Linked DNA regions of Homo sapiens: region 1 is linked to region 2. The links are chromatin loops, found by intact Hi-C in ENCODE. Cell type or tissue: Panc1. All regions are shown on one strand. Links, peaks and the distances in the headings refer to the core of each region. The heading gives the core; the rest is flanking DNA.

Region 1 (5,381 bases), core at 149-5,148, 170 kb after region 2:
GACCACTGCAAAAAATCTGCTTACCACATATTCACCAGTAACCAACCCACTAGGTCTCTTCTTAACCTAACAATTTTTACAGATGCCAGGCACTCTATGAAGCATTTTATAAGCATTAGTTCATTTAATCCTCATGTAACTCTGAGGTAGGTATGATTTTTAACCCCTTACTACAGCAAACGAGGCTTTGAGAAATAATTTGCCCAAGGTCACAATGGCATATGTGGCAGTCTAACCAGCATCAAATAGAGTGGACATGTTACTGATTCCTTCTAATCAATATTCCATCAAAGAAATTTGTAAGGAAATAAATGCACATTCATTAAGTTCACAGGTAAGAATATGAGTGGCCAGGATTATATCAGAATTCAGTTTAACCTTGACAGTTAGGTAAATGGGGGTCAACTAAATGAATTCAATTGAATGGAAAGAAGTACAATGGGAGATAGGGGAGAATAAATGATGAAAAGTGCAATAGGGTGAAAAAATTAAAAAAAAAGAGAAAAACAAAATACTCTTAAAACTTCCATCTTCTAATCTCGAAAATAAGAACTGAAACATCAGTTCTCAATCTTTTCTGTTTCCCAAAACCCTTTCAAAAACCACTCCTAAAGTTCTCTTTCTCCCTTAACCTGTCTCTCTCATCCACTTGTGCACACACACACAGAGATGCTGCACACACACAGGAGTGCATGCACATGGGAACACAATACCTCACTTACAGTCTCAGGCAGTTTATGCACCCATGAGGCCCAAGAACCCCACTCTCCACCCCAGGTCAGGAGTCTGAACCAAATAATCTCCCTCAAGGTAAATGAATCTAGGGTGAAAAACAAGTAGCTTCTGGACAAAAAGAGAAAGAAACAAAGAATTATGGCAGAGTGTAAATCACATTTTAATTTTATGTCTTCAAGCTACTGGGATATGTACATATATCAGTAGAATGTAGGAAACTCTGAAAAATATGAGTGAATTCAGCACTGTTGTTATAATGGCCCAGCCCTGAAGCTCATCAGCAGGTCTGGAAACGTAAATACAAGGGCTTGGAAAAGGTGACTTCAGAGTTGGTAATCAGAACTATATGACAAGCTTTTTAAAACCACAATTATCCTGGAAAAAGGCAACTGAAGGGTAACATAAGTTTTTAAGTATTTGAAAATTCTTTCATGAAGGTTGATGGTGAGGCCCTAAGAGCAAAGCAAGAGGAAACTGGTCTCTTCAGAAAGATTTGATTTAAATGCATGAACTACCCTACCTGACCTAGGCAATAAGGTCCGATAGATGAACAGTGACAAAACCACTTTGGGAGCCTTTCCATGCCTCCTAACCTGGAAAGAACTAAAATGATCCCCATGATGCCGAACTTAGTTATCTATGCAAAATTTCAACTTGGCTATCTAAAGCAAAACCTTATTTAAGATACAGGTCAGATCTCAGGAAAGATTGTTCTTATCCTTCAATTTATTCCAGATTATTTGGGAGACAATCTATGTACTTTTTGACTTTATGGCTCTAATAAGGTAGAGTGAAAATATGCAAAATTCAGAGAGGTATCTGTGAAGTGAAAACATGTTTCCATTTTAAAGATAACTGAGAATATGAAATTAGCTCAATTGCAATCTTTGAAGAAAAAATATCCAGAAGCAGTATGAATGCACTCATAGATCACATGAAATCTATTCCAATGCCAAGAAGTAAGAGACATCACTTTAAAATAAGAAAATTCAGAAAGCCTCTGAAATTCTAATTAAAATTAATACTATCCCAACACCATGGAAATATATAGCCTATCTACTCTCCTAGACATGAAAAACATGCCTCTAAGAAACTTACAACACAGATCCCAAGCCAACCACAAAACCAGGAGAAACAATATCAGTGGTTAGAAAAGCAAATAAACATTACCGACATGATATTTCTACATGAAACATTACCCATTTCTATGTCAACTCTATCAAAGAATCTTCACTAAAGATTCTTCACCTCTAATATATTAAAGGTTCAATGAATTAATTCATCAAATATTTATTAAATACAATGAGTAGGTGCTTCACATCACAAATACCTATAATATTCCCTCTCTCATATGAAATACACACACATACACATACTTTATAGAAAAAGCTACCAAAATCTATTAGCTATAACTATAAACCGGCTGGGTGCGGTGGCTCACACCTGTAATCCCAACACTTTGGGAGGCCAAGTCGGGTGGATCACTTGAGGTCAGGAGTTCAAGAACAGCCTGGTCAACATGGTGAAACCCTGTCTCTACTAAAAATACAAAAATTAGCCGGGCATGGTGGCACACGCCTGTAATTCCAGCTACTTGGAAGGCTGAAGCACGAGAATTACTTGAACTGGGAAGACGGAGGTTGCAGTGAGCCAAGATCACGTCACTGCACTCCAGCCTGAACGACAGAGTGAAACTGTGTCTCAAAAACAAAATAAAAACAACAACAGCAACAAAAACTATAAATCATTTCTAGATGATAACTGAGATTATTTATTTCTTTCCTTCTTGGCTTACCTATAACTTTTTTTTTTTTTTTTTTGAGATGGAGTCTGGCTCTGTCACCCAGGCTGGCGTGCAGTGGCGCAATCTCCGCTCACAGCAAGCTCTGCCTCCCGGGTTCACGCCATTCTCCTGCCTCAGCCTCCCGAGTAGCTGGGACTACAGATGCCTGCCACCACGCCTGGCTAATTTTCTGTATTTTTAGTAGAGACGGGGTTTCACCGTGTTAGCCAGGATGGTCTCGATCTCCTGACCTCATGATCCACCCGCCTCAGCCTCCCAAAGAGGTGGGATTACAGGCGTGAGCCATCGCGCCCAGCTATAATTCCTAAACAACTCTAATAGCTAACTTGGAGGCCATTTCCCTATAGTTAATGACATCAGGCATTGACTCCATTTTAGATTTTAGTCTAGGGCACTGCCCACGCAGAGAAATGATACAAATCTCATAATATCAAGTTGCTGGTTTATGCCAAAACATGGCATCCCAAAGGATGTTCTGTCTAGAATTGGTGACAGAATCGCATACAAATCTTCTATTTGCTCAGACATTCCAAAGACATTAGAACTGTTTGCATGTTGAGAGGAAGAGACTAGGGCTAAGAGTGGATCTGCTGACTCCTAACGGTTCAGCCCTGAGATTCCAAGATTCTATAAAAGAGCAGTGAATTAGGGTTTGGCTATTATTTGCTGACTACGAAAGCCAGCATAAACATTTACTTCAGGCTTTGAAATCTGTAAGGGTACCCAGTGGTTAGGTACAGTAATTCTGAATCTGAAAAAAACAAGCCCACTGGAAATGTTTCTAAATAAAGGTGGGATGGAGGAGGTAGGCACATTTCTTTTGTTTTCTCCAAGTAAACAGCACAGATTTTAGAAATGCAAAATGTGACTCAGTGGTATTGATCCCTATAAACTGTTTATTTGCCTTATAAAACTAGTAGCAATTCACACTTTTCAATAAAAAGCCCACACATAGCTTTTAAACAGGCTACTTCAGTTCAAAAAAGAAAGAAAAAGGCCCATGTCTTCAGCTGGGATTACAGGCGTGCGCCACCATGCCCGGCTAATTTTTGTATTTTTAGTAGAGACAGAGTAGAAACAGAAACAAAACAAAACCTTCAAAAATATTTAGCATTCTGCTATATAAAATATAAACCCTATATTCCTAAATGAAATGGCAAAGATACAACCTTTGTAGTTCACCAGCCACAGTAATATGAGAGGGGTGATTCAGGGCAGAACCTGATGTTAAACATAACTGTACAATATTACTAATTACAGAGAAATTGTACCAATAAATATTTTGGTTGTGGACTGCTTTGTCATCTTTGCAAGTATTTTTAGTTGAAAGCAAGTGGTTGGGTAGTACACGTGGACATGGTTCTGATTTTTAAATACCTATTTTTACATTCTGGTCACTGGTTAGGTTTTCTAAACTCAATTCCTTAGAACTAGTAATTTGGAAAGGGTAAGCCACAAGAATGTTACGTTAAGAAGCCAAGGATCTAACTAGCTCAGCAACTCAGATCAGCACAAAACTCATTTGGAAACCTCCAAGTGCTAGCATTATCTAATGATGGACCCAGGCAGTCAGTAAATCGTTAAGAACAGGTATGAAAGTGAGCAAACTGCCCTAAAGCTATCTCCTGAAAAACAGCAAGAGATATCTGAACTTCCTTCTTTTATATTTAGATGGTTATTTTTTTGGTGGCCTCTCTTCAGATTCATCCCCTAAATTAAATTTGCTTCTTTCTACTTGGACTTAAATTTCAGATTTGAAATATACACACTTAGTTGCTACAAAATGCTCCCTGGCAGTTTACATTTTTTACAAAAGTTAGGAAAAATTTTACTGAAATTATAGCTTTAACTGATTTTTTAAAATCACTTTTAATCTTTTTTAAGGATCACCATGCAACGTAGATATATGAAGAGTTCGAGGGACGTGGCTCAATTCATCCACGAATTTTCTTTCGAAGGTTTTTGCAAAAAGTGCTCTCAACTACTTGGACTAGTGGTTAAAGATTAAAGAACTGTTATGACTAAGTCTTTCTTACAGAGGGATGTTTTAAAAGGAAAGAAACCGTCCCTTCCCGTTACTCTAAATGAGCAGCCTCTTGTTCTCGGCAGTCTGTCTGCACACAAGACCACTACTGACTTCAGTGGGAATTCTGCCCAAGAAGTGAGGAAGACAGGATAGGATTAAATTAGCGCTAAATCCACACCATTGTTCCAAGCCATTACCACTTGTACAGTTCTCCAATAACCTCCAAAGAATAGATATCTGAAGTTTGATGGTGGTTCTTAAATTGAATTAAAAGAATGACCACTCGAGCTCTGACAGGTGACACAGCATAGCTCTTCAAAAGTTGTGTCAAACTCACAGCCTAACGGATGGAGCCAGTTGGCCCTTATCACAATTCAAGATTGCATTGCAATGCAGCCCCCATCAGTGGCTGCAACAGCCACCCAGTGATTTCTCACAGCAATGAGCCTGCAAAGGGAAACTGAATAGGATTAAGCACTATTCGTTCCCCCACTGAAACCTGTTCAAAGCTTGAGAATTCTAAATCCTAGCCCCTGCAGCATAGAAACTGACTCAGTTTCCCTCAACTGCTAAGTCCAAGGTGAAATCTGACAGAACACCAACTGAAATGCTAATTCTCAACAGCGTTATAAAGAGACCAGATAAATAATGTATTCCGTTGAAAAAAACAATAAAAACGTAGGGTGGGGGAGGAAATAAAGACTGAAAAACTGAGGGGAAAACCGCGAAAGTCGTTTTTTTAAAACAGCTTAAATAACAGTAACAAGAGGAACAAGACGCCTGGCACACACATGCCATTTCAGAGGCAAGAAGTTC
Region 2 (5,381 bases), core at 242-5,241:
TCAGGGACAGGCAATAGGTTTGGGGAAAAAGATGAAGTACGGTGGATGAGAGGTGAAGGTGGGCACATGGAAACAGTCTATTCTCAAGTGCAAACCCATGATTGAATATGAAATTACACAACAGATACAATCAAAGGAAAAACAGATGCAAGAGAGAAAGAGGACAAAAGAAAAAATGAGTAGTTAGTGAAAACGTTTACTTTAAAGGAGGGACCATATTAACACAGTGTAGTTAGAAATGAATTAAATGACCCATTTTTAAAGAGAAAAGACTAGACTACTTGTGTCACATAAAATTTATACATATGACTCATTTAATTATTTTCAAACTAGTTGCAAATAGATCCCATGAAACTCAAACAGCATTATTTACTTTTAAACCTGGTTGCTGACAGACATTCAAAGCATTAGCAAAAATGCCAGTGTACCCAGTTGTTCACCGCAGACAAGGAGGATTTCCTTTGAAATTTAAAAGAACTTTTTCATTTTTTAAGGAAAATAACTAGATATGTCAAGTTAACTAGGCAAAATGGAACAGAGATATTCTGAAATGCTGAGCTCTTCTGTTTCAGATGTAAGCAGTCACTCTCCTGGGTGCCTTGTTAGCAAAATTTTTAAAGAACTATCCTGACAACTTGTCAGCAATTGAAAGAAACCTTGTTGGTCACAATTTCTGTTATTTTTATCTGAATTCCCCACCAAATAATTTTTCCATATGACAGTCACAAATTCTTTAACGATGGAATGTCGATGATTTGATGTCACTTGCTATACAGGTAGCACTTGACCTTGTGGCACAAGACTGGGCCCATGTGGTGGTCCCTGAGACCTTCTCCATGCTGGGCCTCAGAGGCTATCAGTGTAGGAATTCCTGAGGCACTGGCAGCTACTTCATCTAGCATGTCTTTATACATTTATGTCTTTTAAAAATTTTCAAAGTTAAAATTTAGAAAACACTATACGGCCGGGCTCAGTGGCTCATACCTGTAATCCCAGCACTTTGGGAAGCTGAGGCAGGTGGATCACTTGAGGTCAGGAGTTCAAGATGAGCCTGACCAACACGGTGAAACCCCGTCTCTCTAAAAATACAAAATTAGCCGGGCACGTGGTGGCAGGCGCCTGTAATCCCAGCTACTTGGGAGGCTGAGGCAGGAGAATCACTTGAACCTGGGAGGCAGAGGCTGCAGTGAGCTGAGATCGAGCCATTGCACTCCAGCCTGGGCAACAAGAGCGAAACTTCATCTCGAAAAAATAAAAAAAATAAAATAGAAAACACTATGAAATCAATATGATGGATTCATTTGTTTTTATCTGTGCTTACTTCCAATGTTGCATGCAAAAAAAAGTCGCTTTGTGCAGACACAGAAAAGAGATCTGAAGAATTCAAAGGCTTCTCAAATCAATATTCAAGTGATGTTACTGCCCAAGGTAACAAAAGATAACAGTGACACATTTGAGAACACAATATGGGTTACTTCTCCATTTCACCATGGTGTACGCACAAGATAAAGCCAAAAGCAACACACCATGTTCTCACTCTCTATTCACAAAACAATTACCTTTTCTTGAGAATTTCATTAATTATAGATCATTAATGAATACATTTGTTCATAAAGATTATCTTTGGTGATGTAAAAAAATTCAAGTCAATAATTAAAATAATCAAGAAGCTACATTTTAAATTTTACTTGGACCAAACCAAAAATAAATTTCAAATCATCATAGCTTTTCTACTTTGAGGATTCAATTAGATAAGGTGATTATGAGGACAGTCAAAAAGGCCAGTAAATTACTTACTTGCATTAAAATAACTTACATTGAAATATTCTGCTTTGAACAACAATCAAAGGTTAGAGACCACTATGCATATTTGAAAACATAAATGACCAGCAGAGAACATAGAACAACTAATTTTAAATACTTGATTTCTGAAACAGAAAATACAACAGATACCCTCTAGGTTAAGTAAATGTTTAAAACCACATACTGTGCTAATTTACCATACCTTTCCTTCAATGAGCTGCAAATGTGGGGCTTTAGTTGGGCTTCTCACTTCCCTCCTGCCGTCCCCATCTTGTACCACGGCAATGCTGACAAGTCCAGGTCCATAGGCTGAAATCTCCCCAGCAGCGCCAGGAAAATCCTTCATAAGACTTTGGTCCATGACACCAATCGGAGCTAGTAAAGAGTGACAATTTTGGATTATTTTAGGACATATGAATCATAAACTTTATGGAAAATTTCCCCCTTACAGGAGATAAACAGGCAGCATATAAATAGTGAACAGGAACAGAGACATTGCTTGAGCTCTGAAAATACCCACCATATAAAATAAACTAATTTTTAAACGTTTACCAAATTCTGAAAGTATTCTGAATTTTAATGCACTGAGCTACACCAGGGTCTCAAACCACAGGTATTGGAAGGATAAACTCAGATCATGGAACTGGCCAGTAGGAGGAGCTCTAAGACCAGCTGAAACACCAGAGTTAAGGCAAACAGAATTACAAGGTAAGCAGTATTTTAACTCTTTGGTCTCCTACGATTTATTTCTGAATCTATCTATTGCAACAAATGATTATGCAATTATTAAGATGATTTGCTCCAATAAGTTTTAAGAATTGCTCCATAAAGGAACCTTTAATTTGAATACCCTTCAAAAGAAAAAATAGTAAATAAAAGACAGTAAAGGTAAATTTTAGGGATTTTAACTTCTATATTTATGTTTAATATTTTTTATTTTTTAATCCCCTTCCTCAATGCCTTAACACGAACTATGGTAAATCTATACATAGACACCTCCCTCATCCCAGAAAACCTGGCCCTCATGTGCTCTCTTCTTCTCTCCTACAGATAGGCAGAAATGTACATTGTATTGAAAATTCTGTCATAGTGCAGATCAAACCAAGACTACCTCAAACATCAGCAAGGCAAAGTGAGTAGTAGGTGGCAGGACCTCTGTCCATCTGTAGCTCCTCCCCAAACAACAGAACTACCACAAGGTCATTTCACTTTACATAAAAAGTACTCTACGGACACCATGAAGTTTACTCTGGTTCCATGTCCTAAGGGAAGCCTGGTCAACACAAACACCTTTAGACTGCAAGCTCTTGGAGGGCAGGATTGTGTGTGAACTACCATACTGAACTTGAGAGGCCTCAAGCACTTTGAATACATGTATCCCAAGCTACCTCTCAATCCACAGCCTTCACCTGCCCTGTCCAAAACTTAATTCTTTTCCAGTCTTGCCCTTTTCACAAAACGCTCTTCTCATATTTGCTCCCATTTGCTTGAACTGGGAACGTGAACATCTTCCAAGACTCTTCACCCCTCAACACCAGCAAGTCCAACAAGGTCCTTGTATATATTTCTAAATGTGGCCAGTTCTTTCCATTTCTAATTCTACTACCTCACCTTGTGGAGATTTTCCCAGCCCTTAAATACTCACACTTTGAATGCCCATATCAAATCATAGTCAACATTAGAATAAATTTGCATTTTACATTAAGTATAGTTATTTTCCAGCGGTTTTTGTTGTTGTTGTTGTTGTTGTTTGTTTTTGAGACACAGTCTCGCTCTGTCACCCAGGCTGGAGTGCAGTGGTGCAATCTTGGCTCACTGCAACCTCCATTTCCTAGGTTCAAGCGATTCTCCTGCCTCAGCCTCCTGAGTAGCTGGGATTACAGGCACGCGCCACCACGCCTGGCTAATTCTTTGTATTTTTAGTAGAGATGGGGTTTCACCATGTTGGTCAGGCTGGTCTCAAACTCCTGACCTTGTGATCTGCCCTCCTTGGCCTCCTAAAGTGCTGTGGTTAGAGGTGTGAGCCACCGTGCCCAGCCTCCAGCAGTTTTTTTTAATAAAGAAACTTCTAACAAGATCTAAATAAGTTTCCCTTGGAAAGTATATGGCTATGATTAATTCTTTTGCTTACAATTATGATTTCTACACACCTATTATACATACTCAGAAATTTTGCAAAATGAAAAAAATCTGACCTAGAAATGGCTTCAAATGTAATGATATTAAAATTTGAATATCAAATTAAAAGTTATTAAAGTTGACAAAATGCTGACTTTGCATACTTTTAAACACTTATTAATTTCAGCATGCAGTTTCTTGTATTTTGAAGCCGATACATTTATTCAGGTCTTAAACATCTGAGAAGCTTGTAGGCCCTGGCAGAGCCCAAGATACCAAATGGCTAATTGGCCTACTCCCACTAAAGGGAAGACCACCATCGCTTTCACCTGGACCATTCCTAACCAGCCTGCCTGCTTCCTTGCTCAATCTAATTGTTCTCTTGCATCAAATGATTTTTTTTTTAAAAGATAACGCTGTGCTCTTGCGGGCACATAAACCCACATAAACCCTTCAATGGTTTCCTAGAGCATATGGAATAAATAAAAACCACATTCTTCACCATGGCCTCCAAGGCCCTGCATGATCTGACCCAGGCTTACCTCTCCCGCCACTTCCTAAGCTCTGACTGCACTTGCCTTCTCTCTGTTCCAGGAATGTATCCAGCTCTCCCTCACCTTATAGCTTCATCGTTGCCGCCTCTGCTACCTGGAATGCTTTATTATTAAATATCTCTTGTCCTTTCCTTGGCTGCCTCCTTCTCATCCTTCAAGTCTCAACTGACCTGGTTCTTCCTCAAATAGGCCTTCCTTCCCTGATGATCCTATTTAAGTAACGTCCCTGTTCATTTTACTTTCCACCTTCAGGAAATCACTTGGTTCCTCAACCCCCAAATGCATCTTGGTTGTTGGTTCTCTTAAATGACTGATTTGTCTTCTTTGGGGTTTGATTTTCTAATCTCGGAGGGGACTCCCTGTCCTAAAACAGCTGTTCTAGATTGATTTTCATTTTGATATTTGATCTTTAGATTGAATCCCACTTTTCACTTGCTATGTAATCATAAGAGGATTTATTTTAATTTGCCAAACTTTAAAGTGAGGCTAATATACCTAAATTATTCTAGCCTTACTTAAAAAGTAAACAGGAAAAAGAAAATACAATACATGAAGACTACAACAACAAATGGTATGTTGATAAGGAGTGGTAAAGAAAATAAAAGCTCAGTGCCAGGTTACAGCCTAGCTTTGCTCTGGGGGAAAAAACGGAGAATATAAGCCCTAATCAAAGAGTTCACTGGCTGTCTGGTCATGTATTGGCGTTAAAAGCCTCCTATTTTTCACAATAACACAATAATCCTTTTGATGACTTACCCATCTGATGAATTACGGCCTCCAAAACACAAAGAGAAAAATAATGGATTACTGTGCCATGTTTGTTGTTTTCACTTGGAAAAATCATTGTTTTCAGATACAGACCTCCTGTAACCCTCTGCACTAACTGCCCATACAAGATGGTGGATT

Evidence for each region. A loop is a pair of places that touch in the nucleus more often than their neighbours do. Peaks named below come from ENCODE experiments on the same cell type or tissue, not always from the same donor. Only the 100,000 strongest peaks of a DNase experiment are listed, where the experiment ranks them.
Region 1: a loop joins it to region 2, with 4 times the contacts of the local background. A loop is called at or near these places in 51 of 110 quality-filtered maps.

The regions. Positions count from the first base shown.
Region 1 is chr6:131,056,578-131,061,958 of GRCh38, forward strand. The region is part of intron 1 of EPB41L2 (erythrocyte membrane protein band 4.1 like 2); the gene reads right to left. Among named protein-coding and RNA genes, the nearest start is that of EPB41L2, 4.0 kb to the right of the region's middle. In Panc1, for the core only: CTCF peaks have their summits at 3,167 and 3,368; DNase peaks (open chromatin) are centred at 3,044 and 4,739; H3K4me3 peaks cover 2,250 bases; H3K27ac peaks cover 4,274 bases.
Region 2 is chr6:130,883,091-130,888,471 of GRCh38, forward strand. It overlaps EPB41L2 (erythrocyte membrane protein band 4.1 like 2), which reads right to left. Exons shown (of 20, transcript NM_001431.4): 12 at 2,006-2,178. Among named protein-coding and RNA genes, the nearest start is that of SMLR1, 58 kb to the left of the region's middle. In Panc1, for the core only: CTCF peaks have their summits at 2,437 (motif pointing right) and 2,670; a DNase peak (open chromatin) is centred at 2,471; H3K27ac peaks cover 905 bases.